Regions from separate parts of the Homo sapiens genome. Here regions 1 and 2 are each linked to region 3. The links are chromatin loops, found by intact Hi-C in ENCODE. Cell type or tissue: CD4-positive, alpha-beta T cell. All regions are shown on one strand. Each heading gives the region's core, and the rest is flanking DNA. Links, peaks and the distances in the headings are about the cores only.

The links. Peaks named below come from ENCODE experiments on the same cell type or tissue, not always from the same donor. Only the 100,000 strongest peaks of a DNase experiment are listed, where the experiment ranks them.
Region 1: a loop joins it to region 3, with 9 times the contacts of the local background. A loop is called at or near these places in 61 of 110 quality-filtered maps.
Region 2: a loop joins it to region 3, with 2.5 times the contacts of the local background. A loop is called at or near these places in 5 of 110 quality-filtered maps.

The regions. Positions count from the first base shown.
Region 1 is chr17:2,672,689-2,678,268 of GRCh38, forward strand. PAFAH1B1 (platelet activating factor acetylhydrolase 1b regulatory subunit 1) reads left to right here. Exons shown (of 11, transcript NM_000430.4): 7 at 1-69; 8 at 1,372-1,600; 9 at 3,817-3,918. Among named protein-coding and RNA genes, the nearest start is that of MIR6776, 17 kb to the right of the region's middle. In CD4-positive, alpha-beta T cell, for the core only: CTCF peaks have their summits at 2,807 (motif pointing left) and 3,006; a DNase peak (open chromatin) is centred at 2,803.
Region 2 is chr17:2,479,338-2,484,975 of GRCh38, forward strand. The region is part of intron 2 of METTL16 (methyltransferase 16, RNA N6-adenosine); the gene reads right to left. Among named protein-coding and RNA genes, the nearest start is that of METTL16, 30 kb to the right of the region's middle. RefSeq lists a silencer at 409-588. In CD4-positive, alpha-beta T cell, for the core only: no CTCF peak of the experiment used is centred there; a DNase peak (open chromatin) is centred at 3,054; H3K4me3 peaks cover 547 bases; H3K27ac peaks cover 1,518 bases.
Region 3 is chr17:2,591,429-2,597,066 of GRCh38, forward strand. It overlaps PAFAH1B1 (platelet activating factor acetylhydrolase 1b regulatory subunit 1), which reads left to right and starts at 2,226. Exons shown (of 11, transcript NM_000430.4): 1 at 2,226-2,578. RefSeq lists an enhancer at 1,432-2,160 and silencers at 1,995-2,214, 2,265-2,494, 2,905-2,964, 3,025-3,074. In CD4-positive, alpha-beta T cell, for the core only: no CTCF peak of the experiment used is centred there; DNase peaks (open chromatin) are centred at 2,083, 2,573 and 2,643; H3K4me3 peaks cover 3,501 bases; H3K27ac peaks cover 2,117 bases.

The DNA of each region.
Region 1 (5,580 bases), core at 1-5,000, 81 kb after region 3:
GCCCAATGGAGATCATATAGTGTCTGCCTCAAGGGATAAAACTATAAAAATGTGGGAAGTGCAAACTGGGTAAGTAAGTTTAGTTGAAAAGGCATCAGCGGCCAGGTGCAGTGGCTCACACCTGTCATCCCAGCGCTTTGGGAGGCCAAGGTGGGCAGATCACCTGGTCAGGAATTGAAGACCAGCCTGGCCAACATGATGAAACCCCATCTCTACTAAAAATACAAAAATTAGCCGGGTGTGGTGGCGCACACCTGTATTCCCAGCTACTTGGGAGGCTGAGACAGGAGAATCACTTGAACCTGGGAGGTGGAGGTTGCAGTGAGCCGAGATCGTGCCATTGCACTCTAGCCTGGGCAACAAGAGTGAGACTCCGTCTCAAAAAAAAAGAAAAGGCATCAGCTTAAAGACATATTTATAAAAAACAAAATTGTGTTCTGGTGTTGCAGTCACTTCGACTTTAACCCGGAATGATCATTATGACAGTCATATTAAATATACTTTAAAACTAAGTTTGATCTGTACATGTCTCCCAAAAAGGAGCACAGAGACATTGTAAGGAGAGACTCTATGTCCTTGAGAAGCATTTCTGTGTAATGGCTTATTTCCTCTGTGGTCTTCTTTTAGGTGATCTCTCTGTGGGTTTAAATTAAAGTGTAAATAATCTTTGGCCGGGCGCGGTGGCTCACGCCTGTAATCCCAGCACTTTGGGAGGCAGAGGCGGGCGGATCATGAGGTCAGGAGATCGAGACCGTCCTGGCTAACACGATGAAACCCCGTCTCTACTAAAAATACAAAAAATTAGCCGGGCGTGGTGGCGGGCGCCTGTAGTCCCAGCTACTCGGGAGGCTGAGGCAGGAGAATGGCGTGAACCTGGGAGGTGGAGCCTGCAGTGAGCCGAGATCGCGCCACTGCACTCCAGCCTGGGCGACAGAGCGAGACTCCGTCTCAAAAAAAAAAAACAAAAAGTAAATAATCTTTGTGCTGGTATACCTCTGTTAGGCTGAATTTGGTTGTGCATAGAATTACACTTGATTTTTGTAGTACAAAGTTACTAGTTTTACTCAGATTAGTAGAGCATAGCTTTTTTCCAATATGGCTGGAAATACTTTTAAGTGTGCATTTAGTTTTGAAAGATTTTATTTCTTATACATATTTTATCTTCTAGATGTTGATTTTATTAGCTCCTTAATGATATGTCTGTTAGCTTATTGTTCCTACTTTAATTAACCAGGATTGTACATTTATTCTGTCGACTTGCATCTCTAACTTGGTACCATTCTCTTCATCCCAGTACATATTTTTATATCACTTCTGGGAAGTGTCCTGATGATTGTCATTCACAGTGTAAGTTATTATTTATATTGACAGCTACTGTGTGAAGACATTCACAGGACACAGAGAATGGGTACGTATGGTACGGCCAAATCAAGATGGCACTCTGATAGCCAGCTGTTCCAATGACCAGACTGTGCGTGTATGGGTCGTAGCAACAAAGGAATGCAAGGCTGAGCTCCGAGAGCATGAGCATGTGGTAGAATGCATTTCCTGGGCTCCAGAAAGCTCATATTCCTCCATCTCTGAAGCAACAGGATCTGAGGTACTGTATATACAAATGTCTTCATGGTTTTATTGCTGATATCTGAAGTCCTTAGATAACTTTGCTAATTCCCTGTTTCAGGGCTGTTAATGCATTTAAAAATCTGCATCCAGCAATTCTGAATCTTGAAATTCTCTACTCTTCACAGCTTGCTGATGTGTTTACATTATTTAACCAGTGATGATTATTGCTGTCAGCCTATCCTTGATTTGATACGTGATGGGTATTCTCCTAAAGAATTAAAATTTATCAGAAAAATCAGTGTTATGAGATCATCTCAATGTAAAACAAAACCTGAGGGAGAGGTTAAAGTTTTCTGTCAGAAAAATAGCCTTCATTAATGAAGATAATGATTTTATTTATAAATTTATGGTAAAATGCAGTTCAGTATTTATTTTTTAAAATTAATTCCAGATGTGATAGTATAAATGTTTTTTTAAATGAAGACTAATCCATATGGCAGCCTCTGATGTTCTTGATCATTTAAAAGTACTAGCTGAGCCTGGAGTTTTAACGCATTTCTTTGTGATCTTTATGGTTTTGGTCTTTATTATTAATATGTTAAAAATTACAAGGTACAGCGGCACATGGCTATAGTCCTAGCTACTCAGGAGGCTGAGGCAAGAGGATCACTTGTGTCCAGAAGTTAAAGTTCAGCCTGGGACAACATAGCAAGATCCCTGTTTCTAATAAATGAATGAAAATGAATGGTCTAAAACTTTTGTTTGTTTTTGAGACAGTCTCACTCTGTTGCCCAGGCTGGAGTACAGTAGCGTGATCTCGGCTCACTGCAACCTCCGCCTCCCAGGTTCAGGCGATTCTCCTGCCTCAGCCTCCTGAGTAGCTGGGACCACGGATGCATGTACCACCCTGCCAGCTAATTTTTATATTTTTAGTAGAAACAAGGTTTTGCCATGTTGGCCAGGCTGCTCTCAAACTCATGGCCTCAAGTGATCCGACCACCTCAGCTTCCCAAAGTTCTGGGATTACAGGTGTGAGCCACTGTGCCTGGCTTCACATTGATTTTGACAGAGGCATTCCTATCATGTATTTTTAAAACTACATGTCAATAAACAAAGGAGGCAGTTTCCTCTCCCTCTACCCCCATCCCACTTATTTTTCTAAATGAATCTTCTCTTGTGAGTTCTCTTTATTTTGATTGGCCCATTGCATTTTGAGATTCTGTTTACTGCCCTCTGGTGGTGGTTACATGCTGTATGTCATAAATTTGATTCTGGTGTGGTGGCTCACGCCTGTAATCCCAGCACTTTGGGAAGTCAAGGCAGGAGGATCACTTGAGCCCAGGAGTTTGAGCAACATAGCGAGACCCCGTCTCTACAGAAAACTTTTTTTTTTTTTTTAAACTCACCACTATACTAATGACGGAAAAAATTTTCAAAAACTTAGCTAGGTGTGGTGGTACACTCCTGTAGTCCCAGCCACTAGGGAGACTGAGACAGGAAGATTGCTTGATCCCAGGAGTTCAAAGCTGCAGTGAGCTATGATTGTTCCACTGCACTCCAGCCTGGGTGACAGAATGAGACCCTGTCTTGAAATAAATAAATATTCCCTAATCCAGATCAAAAAAATAAATAAGTAAATTTGGTTTTGGTTGGATTTGTAAAAGTTAAATTAAATAGTGATTACAGAAATCTTGAAAAGTAAATTTATTATCTGTTGGTTTTATGAAAACTGAGTCCTAACCTAAATAGAGACTTCTGTTCTTACATTATCTGAGTCCTTCCTGTGTAGCATAGGTATGGTGTGAAAGACTTGTGTATTTCAACAGATAAAAACAAATTGGGCTGGGCGCAGTGGCTCACGCCTGTAATTCCAGCACTTTGGGAGGCCGAGGTGGGCCGATCGATCATCTGAGGTTAGGAGTTCAAGACCAGCCTGCCCAACATGGCAAAACCCCATCTCTACTAAAAATACAAAAATTAGCCACATGTGGTGGTGCGTGCCTGTAATCACATCTACTTGGGAGGCTGAGGCAGGAGATTCGCTTGAACCCGGGAGGCGGAGGTTGCAGTGACCCAAGATTGCACCACGGTACTCCAGCCTGGGTGACAGAGCCAGACTCCGTCTGAAAACAAACAAAAAACCAAAATGCAACAAAAAAATTGGAAATATATATCATTATTAGATAGAAGCCATTTAAAGTCCATACCTAACTTCTTGTGTGGGAAACTTAATTTTTATTATGTTTTCTGTAGACTAAAAAAAGTGGTAAACCTGGGCCATTCTTGCTGTCTGGATCCAGAGACAAGACTATTAAGATGTGGGATGTCAGTACTGGCATGTGCCTTATGACCCTCGTAAGTTTGCATAATCTTACCATTTCTTTTGCATCTTCACTGTTTATACCTTTTTGGATTAATGCTTTATGATATCTTAAATAATCTGAATTATTCTGGGCTTTAAAATAACTTCTTTATAAAGATAGTTTTCCTTTAGCTTTTGTTGTTGTTATAGTGATGTGAAAGTTATTTCTCTAGAATGCAGATTCTATAAAGAATCTGTAGAGCCAGTCGGTGTTTGAGGGGGAGATGCTGCTAGCTCACTGTATCTTTAAAAATTGTGTAATATCTCGGCCGGGCGCGGTGGCTTACGCCTGTAATCCCAGCACTTTGGGAGGCCGAGGCGGGTGGATCACGAGGTCAGGAGATCGAGCTAACTTGGGGAAATCCCGTCTCTACCAAAAAATACAAAAAATTAGCTGGGCGTGGTGGCGGGCGCCTGTAGTCCCAGCTACTCGGGAGGCTGAGGCAGGAGAATGGCGTGAACCCGGGAGGTGGAGCTTGCAGTGAGCCGAGATTGTGCCACTGCACTCCAGCCTGGGCGACAGAGTGAGACTCCATCTCAAAAAAAATAAAATAAAACAAATGTGTAATATCTCTTACGGAGAAAAAGCAGCATTCTTAGAGACCTGTTCACTGTTGAAGATGTTTGTTTCTCTGTTTCACTTTATTTATATGAATCCTTTTAACTGTTATACCTCCTTGCTCACATGATCTAGTTTATTTGGCTTATTTAGGAGCATCTGTATTTCCATAGAAAGATATGTCAATACTAGTAAGGGATTGTGGACATTCCTATGTGCCTAAAGGAGTTCCAAGGAGATCTGTGGATGTTTGTTTAGTAGTAGTTTTTATAATTTGGCATCCACATTTGTTTAGAGATTTTTTAGGTGCTAATGATACCTTGAAGTGATTGTCTCTCTGTAGGATATGACAGACATATGTGGAAGCATCTTCAAGAACTGATTAGAAAATGAAACTCTCGGCCGGGCACGGTGGCTCACGCCTGTAATCCCCGCACTTTGGGAGGCCGAGGCGAGCAGATCACGAGGTCAGGAGATTGAGACCATCCTGGCTAACATGGTGAAACCCCGTCTCTACTAAAAATACAAAAAATTAGCCGGGCATCCTGGCGGGTGCCTGTAGTCCCAGCTACTTGGGAGGCTGAGGCAGGAGAATGGCGTGAACCCGGGAGGCGGAGCTTGCAGTGACCGGAGATGGCACCACTGTACTCCAGCCTGGGCGACAGAGCGAGACTCCGCCTCAAAAAATAAATAAATAAATAAATAAAAAGAAAATGAAACTCTCCTCTAGTAGTATTCTGAGCGGAGTTCAGCTATACCATGTTGCTGTTAAGAAAAGATGATATATAATTAAAATAAAGCAGGCCAGGCGCAGTGGCTCACTCCTGCAATCCCAGCACTTTTGGAGGCTGAGGCAGGTGGATCACCTGAGGTCAGGAGTTCAGGACCAGCCTGGCCAACATGGTGAAACCCCGTCTCTACTAAAATTACAAAAATTAGCCGGGCGTGGCCAGGCGCGGTGGCTCACGCCTGTAATCCCAGCACTTTGGGAGGCCGAGATGGGTGGATCACCTGAGGTTGGGAGTTCGAGACCAGCCTGACCAACATGGAGGAACCCCATCGCTGCTAAAAACACAAAATTAGCCAGGCATGGTGG
Region 2 (5,638 bases), core at 286-5,285, 110 kb before region 3:
TTTTTTTTTTTTCGTAGAGAAAAGGGCCCAGCCCCTTATGTTGCCTCAACTGGTCTTGAACTCCTGGGCCCATGTAATCCTCCCGCCTCAGCCTAAGTGTTGGGATTGCAGGCGTGAACCACTGCACCTGGCCAACAGAGCATTTTGAAGAAAGCAGAAAGTCAGTAGATGGGGTATGAAAGGGAGGAGTTTTGAAACTACTTAGAATTCTGGCCTCAAGGTGTCTGGTCAGGCAACAACACATCCTCAAACAGCTTCTGGTCTGTACTATCTCCTTTTCTGCTCCCCTGCCTGGTCATCAAATGACCAATCATTGGAAAAATTCAATGTCCATCGGGATGCTTGAGTGCCAAGACAGAAGGAAGAGTGCTGTTTCCACCCAGCAACCATGGAAACTTCAGGCAGGTACCATCAACCCAATCTCTCTCCACTCCCCACAGCAAAAATGTTCTAGTATGGAAGTTAGGAGATCTGGACTCCACTTTTGGCTCTGCAATCAATTTGCCATGGACGTAAGTCACTTCAGTTCTTAGGTCTCAGTTTCTCCACCTATAAAAGTAAAGGACTGGCCGGGCACGGTGGCTCACACCTGTAATCCTACCACTTTGGGAGGCTGAGGTGGGTGGATCACCTGAGGTTGGGAGTTCGAGACCAGCCTGACCAACATGGAGAAACCCCAACTCTACTAAAAATACAAAATCAGCCAGGCATGGTGGCGCATGCCTGTAATCCCAGCTACTCAGGAGGCTGAGGCAGGAGAATCGCTTGAACCCGGAAGGCAGAGGTTGCAGTGAGCCGAGACTGTGCCACTGCACTTCAGCCTAGGTGACAGAGAGAGACTCTGTCTCAAAAAAAAAAAAAAAAAGAAAAGAAAAGAAAAAACATACCTTTCACAGGAAAAGACCTTGCAAAAAGATGGATGATGGGCAGCATCAGATTTCATGAATATAGATTTGTTATCTATACAAAAATTGCATTCCATACCTGAATATAATGATTTCGTCTGACCTCTAAGAATGCTTCCAGACACTAACTTATAGGGAGGAAAATGGAAGGGATGAAGAATGAAGCTTTAATATAATCTACAGCAGACAGAAACAGGATGACTATAGTGGACCCTGAAGAGACACAGCCAGAGCCTGGAAGCAATGACGCTCCCATCGCTACGAGCATACCTAGAGTGCCAGACCTTGGTTTCCAAATAGCACTCCCCAAAGGAATCGGAGTTCCTTGGATAAATGGTTATTCCAGAATTGGAAAGGGAAGTACAAGATAAACCCGAAGCATTTTATTGTATTAGAAAACAGGACATGCTGAAAGGAAGATAGAAACAAATCAGAAGTACACTAGACCCTGCTTGATGGGGCTCCCTTTGGCCAAATCTGTGTCAATGTGAATGAAGAAGGCTAACAAAGGATTATAGACCATAGAATAAAATACATGAGTCCATCCTTAAATGTAGAAGTAATGAAAGAGTTAGATAATTACATTTGGCAATCGCCATGCTAATAATTGTTTCAATTAAGAATTATCAATGGATGCTAAAAATAATGAGTAAAAGTTTGTTGAAAAACAGGATATTGGGCTGGGCACGGCAGCTCACACCTGTAATCCCAACACTTTGGGAGGCCAAGGCAGATGGATCACTTGAGGTCAGGAGTTCAAGACCAGCTTGGCCAACATGGTGCAACTCCATCTCTATCAAAAATTACAAAAATTAGCCAAGCATAGTGGCACATGCACCTTTAGTCCCAGCTACTCAGGAGGCTGAGCTTGCAGAATTGCTTGGACCTGGAAGGGGCAGAGGTTGCAGTGAGCCTAGATGAAGCCACCGCACTCCCGTACGGATGACAGAGTGAGACCATGTTTCAGAAAAAAAAGAAACAATGACAAAAAAAAAAAAAACCCAGGATATTTACACAGTCACAACGTACTTCCCCACAAATTATCAACTACCTTGATAATGATATCAATTATCAGATTATGAAAGGATAAAATAACAGTAAAATGAAGAAATCTGACAGATACCCCCTTAACGAAGTGACCAAAGTTAATACCCCTAATTATGAAACAAACTGGTATTATATGCTTCAACGATACAGAGAAGAAGAGAAAGGGATACAGCAAGCAAGACCCAAAAAAGCAGGCACAATTAAACAAAATTCAGGAAGGAGAGAGTGGCCATGGTTGTACACGTGTCAATATACTAAAAACCACCAAGTTATGAGAGTGAATTTTATAGTATATGAACTATATCTCAATAAACAAATGAAATGGAAAGGAGCAAGAAGTTTTAAAAAGTAAAGAAAAAGTAGTAAACATAAGAGAGGTTAATAATGAAGACCCCCTTGCAGATAACTGGGGATTCTGAATAAGAGAACCAAAGGATTAGAATAAAGAAATATTCAAAGACATGATTCAAGGTAACTTTCCAGAAATAGAAGGCTCACTATGTTCCCAGGAAAAGATACAGAATTAGAAATACCAACACCTAAAAAAATTACCAGACTTTAAGGCTTACAAGAAAAAAAAATCCTTTAGATATCTAGGCAAGTAAGCTAAACAATTGATTTTGGGGTTAGGGACGCAGTAGGGTACATGAGGCTGCTTTTAGATGTCCACACAGCACCATTCAATAGTAAAAGACAAAAGAACAGTGACTACAAAGCCCTTAGAGGAAAAAAAGTGTGACACAATTTTATGCTCAGCCAAACTTACTTTGATTATAATGACAACAGATAAACATTTTGAGTATACAGGAACTCAAGGAGTAGAGTTTTCACGAGCTCTTTGTGAAGAAATTCCTAATGGAAAAAGTTAATCAATTGAGATAAATTAAGGAACTACAGTAAGTCTTCACTTAACATTGACAATAGGTTCTTTGACTTTAAGCGAAACCATACGTAACAAAATCAATTTTTTTCTCATCACTTATAAGGAAATGACGTTATTAGAGGACCTGCTATACATCATTTCATTCATGTCGCAGTTTCCAAGAATCTACTGGCAACACTAACTGAGGACTTACTGTATAGCAAAACAACTGGCACTGAGCAGTTAAGCCATTTTAACCAGAGAGCTAAGATGAAAACACCTGTGAACCGTGGCTACATAATAAAATGTAAGTGTTTACAAACCACGACAACATACACATAATCAAAATTCGGGACAGGAAACAGGAAATGGAGAGGGAGTGCCTCAGCTTTTATACACAGGGTCAAAAGACTTCATTTAAGGCTGATAAACTAAGTAGCAGAGATAGAAGCACACATTTAGGAAGATAAACTGGCTGGGCCCAATGGCTCACACCTGTAATCTCAGCACTTTGGGAGGCCGAGGTGGGCGGACTGCTTGAGCTCAGGAGCTTGAGACCAGCCTGGGCAACATGGCGAAAGCCCGTCTCTACAAATAGTACAAAAATTAGCTGGATGTGGAGTATGGTGGTTGTGTGAGCCTGCGGTCCCCGCTACGCAGGAGGCAGGAGGATCACTTGAGCCCAGGAGATCAAGGCTGCAGTGAGCCAAGATCCCATCACTGCACTCCAGCCTGGGTGACAGAGTGGGACCCTGTCTCAAAAATAATAATAATAATAATATTAACACTAGAAGAATGAAGATAAATAATATAATCAAATAAAATCAGGGGCAGTAAAGGAAAGGTAGGTGAAAATCAGATCATATAGTGTTAAAAAAAAAAAGCAGCAAGAACAAAGCATGATATAAAATGAATGTGAAATGAATGTAAATAGTAAACTCATAATACTCTCAGATTAGATTACAAAAGACAAAACCAACTAATTACAATAAACTGTTTTAAACAAAAACTACGGCTAAAACAAAATGATCCAAAGGTTGAAAATAAAAGCTTAACCAAAAGTATCCCAGACAACTACAAATAAAAATGAAAATAGGAGTTATTTCACAACAGACAACCTTAATTTTTGGATCAAAAGGATTAAATGAGCAACTATGTAGAATGGGTTAAAAATATAAAATGCTGATGGAGGTCAAGAGAATAATAACTTTAAAAAGTGACTGACTCCATTTCTGTGGGTGTTGGTTTTAAAGAACAGCTTCTATAGGACAGTGGAAGCAGAAGTTTATTGCATAAATATATGCTAGCAATTAAAAGTCTCATTAAAATACATTAAGTCTATTTAAAGGGGTATTAAGTTTATTCTTAGACATCAGAATTGGATATGTATTAATTTTGTCATTTATGGGGGCTAATAAAAGAGGGTTAATCCAGGGGCAACAACCACGAACACATTTCTGCTTTACTCAATAGCACGCAATGGCCTCAATCAATTTTCACATAAAAAAAAGATTTGCACTATCTTTGTATTTCTTACTCGACTAAAAGCAGTATAAACTCAGGATCAACAAGATAAATGATGAGCAATAAAAAGGTATAAAATCTATAAGCACTTCAGTTTTACTTCTAACGAGAATATTTTATTCCTGTGAAATCAGTCAAGTGTGTGAGAAAAATGGGCCAATTCCATTTCCTTCAATGACATAGGAATGAAAGTCAAGTTTTACATATGACGAAGAAGTTCACATCTAAGTACCATGCTAAGGCATTCAAACACATTCGTGTCTTTAACTCGAGAATGGTAGCCTGACCTATTAACTAAATTTCACTGCTAAACACACAAAAGGAAAAATATCCCATGTCTATGTTCAAAGGCTTAATATCTCAAACGTAAAATTTCATGGTAAAAGGAATTTGAGGAGAAAAAAGTTTTCAGAAAAATCTCTATTAAAGAAACTTAGTAACTTACTTATAAAATAAGCTTGATAAAGAGTATTATCTAAGGGCAGTAAATAGTAACAAAAGTATTGCTATTTTGCACTGGCATTTCAAAGTAATTGTGAAAATCAGGGGTTTCAAAATATTTATAAGGAATAGCTATTGGTACTACTCAAAATGCCAGTCCCTGACAAGATAAAGAGCTTGTGCCAGAATGTAAACAACACATTAAAAAGTCAATTAAACCAAAGAAATGTGAGGTAACCTAAACATACGGCACAAGGTCCTTATCTCTGTGGACAGTAACAAATAGTCTGTGGTTAAGCAGCCAGTTCAATAACCACTTTTAGTAGCACTATGCCAGATGCCACAAATGACCATTTCAAAGGTTATGACCACTACTCTGTTCTTTTTTTTTTTTTGAGACGAAGTTTCGTTCTTGTCGCCCAGCCTGGAGTTCAATGGCGCAATATCAGCTCACTGCAACCTCCACCTCCCGGCTTCAGGCGACTCTTCTGCCTCAACCTCCTGAGTAGATAGGACTACAGACATGTACCACCATGCCCGGCTAATTTTGTATTTTTAGTAGAGACGGGGTTTCGCCATGTTGGCCAGGCTGGTCTTGAACTCCTGACCTCAGGCATACTGCCTGCCTCGGCCTCCCAAAGTGCTGGGATTACAGGTGTGAGCCACCGCGCCTGGTGACCACCACTCTAAGTAGTTAATGTTGTGTGGATTTGCCAGCCCGGTTTTGCCAGCTCTCTAATACTTTCAAACAAAACCAGTGATCCATGTTTTCATATGAAATGGATCTGATTCTTAAGATTAATATGGGCAATAAATAATAACTGCAAGCCTTATACAATTCACAGGCTAATGGGCCGCA
Region 3 (5,638 bases), core at 153-5,152:
TTTTTGTGTTTTTAGTAGAGATGGCATTTCGCCATGTTGACCAGGCCGGTCTCGAAATCCTGACCTCAAGTGATCCACCTGTCTGAGCCTCCCAAAGTGTTGGGATTGCAGGCGTGAGTCCCCGCGCCCGGCTGTTTTTCTTTTCTTTTTTTGTTTTTAGAGATGAGATCTTGCTTTGTTGCCCTGGCTGGTCTGGATCTCCAGGGCTTGAGCAATCCTCCCATCTCATCCTCCCCAGTAGCTGGGACTACAGGCATGTGCCACCACACTTAGCTAATTTTTAAAATTTTTTTGTAGAGATGAGGTTTCACTATGTTGCACCTGCTGGTCTCCAACTCCTTGGCTCAGGTGATCCACGGCCCCCCTCCCAACCTCCCCATCCCTGCCTTGGCCTCCCAAATTGCTGGGATTACAGGGGTTAGCAACCTGTGCCTGGCAGAGATAACCTTTCTTGAACAAAGGAAACTTGTTTTGGTATCAAGCAACAGTAATGTTTACATGAGTTACCTATAAGTCCCCACGAAACTAAGATACTTTACACAGGCTGCACCTCCTCTGTAATTCTCACAAAAGCCGGGTTAGTTATTAGGTGTCTTTTATTGAGAAACTGAGGCCAAAGAGAGGTATGGTAATTTGCCCCAGGTCGCGCTTCTGGCAAGTGCGGGGTCCAGGATTTACACCTAAGTTGTCTCTTTCGTTAACTCTGCTGCTTCTCAAATGCAGTATATATATATATATTTACCTACATAAAGTGACGCAATAAAATCAGTACACATAAGCTTAAGCCTGTTTCAAGAAAAAAGCTTCCTTGGACAATACAAATGAATGATAAGATAATCTCATTTAAACCTGTTATTAAAATAATAGCCCATATTGAATTATTCAGAACCCCAAATCTCGCTTTTTAAAAATCAAGGGTCGGCTGAGCACGGTGGCTCACGCCTGTAATCCCAGCACTTTGGGAGGCAGAGGCGGGCGGATCACGAGGTCAAGGGATCGAGACCATCCGGGCCAACATGATGAAACCCCGTCTCTACTAAAAATACCAAAAAAATTAGCCGGGCGTGGTGGTGGGCGCCTGTGGTCCCAGCTACTCGGGAGGCTGAGGCAGGAGAATGGCGTGAACCCGGGAGGCGGAGCCTGCAGTGAGTGGAGATTGCACCACTGCACTCCAGCCTGGGCGACAGAGCGAGACTCCATCTCAAAAACAAAAACAAAAACAAAAAACAAAAATTAGCTGGGCGTGGTGGCAAGTGCCTGTACTCCCAGCTACTCGGGAGGCTGATGCAGAGAATCGCTTGAACTCGGGAGGCGGAGGTTGCAGTGAGCCGAGATCGCGCCACTGCACTCCAGCCTGGGCGACACAGCGAGACTCCGTCTCAAAAAAAAAAAAAAAAAAAAAAGGAAAAGAAAAGAAAAATCATAGGTATCTGTGTGGAATAAATTAACTACAAATCCCCAAGACGACTCTTGTCATCAATATTTCAATCCATAATTTAGCAAACACACACAGACATCCCTTATAGGGATACAGTTCCAGGCCTTTCTTTGGGCATCCGTTTCGAGACCTGGAGAGACTCTGATGTCTGTGTGTGACTAAGGAGAAGAATAGCTGAATCATATCCAAAAGCGAGTCCTCCCAATTAAGAATCTATAATACAAATCAAGACAATGACAGCATTCCATCTGCCTTTTAACCTCAACAGCTCCTCCTCCCAAGCCAGCCAGCCTACTCCCCTCCCTCATTCCCCCCCAAACTGGGAAATCATCTCGGAGGCCGGAGGCAGAAAGGGGCGGTAGGTGGCCGGGCCCCGCTGCCTCTCGCGCCTCCCGGGGCCCGCCACACACGGTGCCAACGGGACGCCGCGGTCGGCCGCATGAGCGCAAAAGCAGGGCAGCGAGGTGAGCAGAGCCAGAGTTCAGAAGGGGCCGCAAGTCAGACGAGGGGCTGGGAAAAAAGAGCCTCTCCCAAGGTTAACAGAAGCGTGCGGAGCGTGAGAAGCAGCACCTCGCACGCAGACTCGCCCGCCGGCCGGGTGGCACCGCTCAGCCGCCCGCCCGCTAGAAGGCAGCGCGGCCCCGGCCCGGCCCAGCCCGGCGCATGCGCCGCAGCCCCTCCTCCGCTCCCGGCGCCCGCCCCTCCCTCTTCCTGGCGGGTCTGGGGCGGCGGCGGCGGCGGCGGCGGCGGCGCGGTGACGTCAGGGCGTTGGGGCAGCTCCTGTGACAGACGGAGCTGGAGCGGCGGGGCGGCGGCGGAGTCCGGCGGCCGGGAGAGCGAGTGAGCGAGCGGAGGAGCAGCGACACGGGAGTCTAGGGAGCGAGAAGGAGAAGGAGGGGAGCGCTCGGGCGCGAGCGAGAGAAACCGCGAGCGCCGAGCTTGGACTCGAGCCCCGGAACGGCTGAGGAGCCCGCCCGCTCCCCTCCCCTCCCCCTCCCCGGGCCCGGGCCCAGCGCGCCATCCTCCCCCCTCCTTCCCTCCCTCCCTCCTTCCTCCCTCCCCTCTCCCTCCCCCTCCCCCGCCGGTGGATGGGAGTGAAGGACGGAAGAGGCCCTGCGGAGGCGGCGGTGCAGCGCTCCGGTAAGGCGGCGCGGGTCTGCGCCCTCCCCTCTGTCTCCTCCACCGCGCCCGGGCGGCTGCAGGCCGGACCCGGCGGCCTGACGATGTGGCTGCGCCGGTCCCCTCCCTCCCATTCTCCCCTCCCCCTGCCTCCGCCGCCGCCTCCTCCTTCTTCTTCTCTCCTCGCTCTCAAAATGGCGGCCGCGACGGCCGTTGAGTGAGAGACCCGGAGGAGGGGGACTGTCCGGGGAGGGCGCTGCCCTCGCTCCTCTCCTCCCGGGCCCGGCTTTGGGGGCTGCCGGCGCCTCTGCGACCCCCGCCCCGCGGCCCTCCCCAAGAAGGGATCGCCCTCCTCCCTCGGTGACTTAGCAAGAAAAGTATTCTTGGGTTGGAAGGGCGTGGGGACCAGGTAGCTCTCTGATCTTGGGGAAAAGGATCGGCCCTGCTCTCCCCGGCCGCGGAGACGAGCACCGCAGTCCCCACCCCACCCTCAGTTATCGGCTCGGGGACCGGCTCAGCCCCGCGCCGCCGGGGCACTCATAGGGCCTTCCAGGCATTCCGTCCCCGACTGGTCCTTAAGATGGGGTTGACCAGCGGAGGGTGGCCCACCGTCTCCCTGGCCCCCGGTGCGGCGGTCCAGCCTCAGCACCCGCCGAGGAGAGGCAGCCCGGCCCACCGAGCAATCCGCAGCATCCACCCACCGAATCTGGCAGGATTTTCTTTCTGCCACCGGCTCCTCGGTCGGGAGTTGCCTTTTGATGCTGTTAACATTCAGCTTCGAGGCTCCCTGCCATTCCCCTTCGTCTAATCTCATCTCCCTGCCCCTTTGGGAAACGCAGTGCCTCTGCATATTTACCCTCTTTAGCCTCCCACATGAGAAAATGCCTTTGAGGTGGTCGACACATTTTGACTCTGCACCTCTAAACGTAGCAGTAGAGGGGAAGAGGTTTTCCGTATTTAGTAGGAGAGAGCAAGGTACCATAGCTTTATATGTTATGCTACCTTTCTTCAGTGACTTAGCAAGAAACTCCTTGGGAAGAGGGCAGGAAATTTTCTTTTGGGGTTTGGGCCCAATTTATATCAGTCTTTTGGTTAAGAAAATACGCCTTTGAAGAGGAGGACCAGATTTGTGGTCTCGTTCTCAATGGGCGATGTCATGCCAAGGTCCCCCCTCCCTCTTTCCTTAAGTGGCAGTCCGGACAAATAGAGATATTACTGATATTCCCATCTCTCCTTTAAGCACACAGTCTTGGAGTTTCATAAGGTTTTAAAGGCCAAACAAACAATTTGTGCCATTTTTGGCAATTCTGTTTTTGTTGGGGGGGTGGGTTATTTTGTGTGAATTTCTTTTCGAGGCTAGGGCGGAGGAGACAGTGCTTGGGCCTTTCATACCAGTGATAATGTCATCCCTCCCTTTTTGCCACAGGAGTGTTTGCTTTTTTTTTTTTTTTTGCTGCAGCAGGGCGGCTTAATTGCTGCGGGGTCCAGTCTCATAATCAGGAAAATTTCCTGTTGACTGTGTCATAGTGATGTTGAATATATAGTAAAAGCTTTTACTTAAAAAATTCTGATTTGGTTTTAAGGCATTAGCTAGCTTTTAATCTCTAATGGGTGTCTTTTAGGACACAGTTTCACAAAATAATTAGCAGTTGCAAATTGCAGTTTTTAATAAAGCAGAAGAGTAATCTGTATTTAGGGTGATTTCTTTCGTGTTCATTAATGATCATTGTTTGGATTGCTCAGAAGGGGGGAATCTCCTAAAAGAAATTGAAGGCTGGTATATATTTTAAAATCAGAAAGGAATCCAATTTTTCACTTGAAGTATTTCTGTATATGTTGATTTTGATGGAGCAAGCCCTACGTTGGTACCTCCCCCCACATCCTTTTTTAAAAAAATGGGCTAATATTTGTGGATGCTGTGAACAGCCATTGAGCCGAGAAGACTGGGTGGAGTAAGGGAGCAGAAGCTGTGAAATGCTGTATTGCCCTTTCACAGCGTCTTTCTCTTGCTTATGTTTTGTAAGGTTATTTGATATGAATGGTTGCTACAACTAAGTCATTTCTCTGTCGTAAGTCTTAAAATCTAATGTTTTCCACCTTTTTTGCATGATGGGCATTGAATGATTGGAATAAAAAGCAATGTCCCTGCTTTAAAATAGACACTTATTGTCTCCTTATTTGTCCCTGTGTGTGTGTGTGTATATATTAATATATAAAGATACACACACACATATATCTACACTCTTGTTAATGTTTTTTATTGTTCTCGCCATATAAGTATAAATTAATGTCAGAAATATTTGGCAAGAAATAGGGGGTACAGGAATACTGCAATAATCTAAGAAAAATACTACAATTGTTTTACTTAAAACAGTAAATCTATTTGAGATTTTAAAATAGTGAACATAAAAGGTGGGGAAAAAAGGATAAGATAATTTGCATGAAAGCCCCTTCAGATCTTTTCTCTTGTGTTGCTCTTTGAAAGGGACCTTTTTGTGAGATACTGCCATAAGCTAGGGTAGGTCATTTTAATGCCCTGTATCAAGCATTCACATGAGTAGACATCTTCAAAAGAATTTCACATATAGGTGGTAAATGTGACTTTGATTAGCCTTATGAATGCTTGTCAGTGTATGATGTATTTTTACACTTTTGTTCTTTTTAATATGATTAGAAAGTAGAAGGGTTATTATGGTGAGGAAATGAGTAAGGTTGGGAATGATAATTCACTGTATTATGTGTCTGACATATCCCTATTCCTACTGTTTGTAGAATATCAAAGCACACTAAGGTCCAGGTGCAGTGGTTCACGCCTGTAATCTCAGCACTTTGGGAGGCCGAGGCAGGTGGATCACCTGAGGTCAGGAGTTCGAGACCAGACTGACCAATATGGTGAAACCCCGTCTCTACTAAAAATACAAAAAAATTAGCCATGTCTTGTGCCATGCGCCTGTAATCCCAGCTGCTGGGGAGGCTGAGACAGGAGAATAGATTGAACCCGGGAGGCGGAGGTTGCAGTGAGCCGAGATCGTGCCACTGTACTCCAGCCTGGGCGACAGAGCAAGACTCTGTCAAAAACAA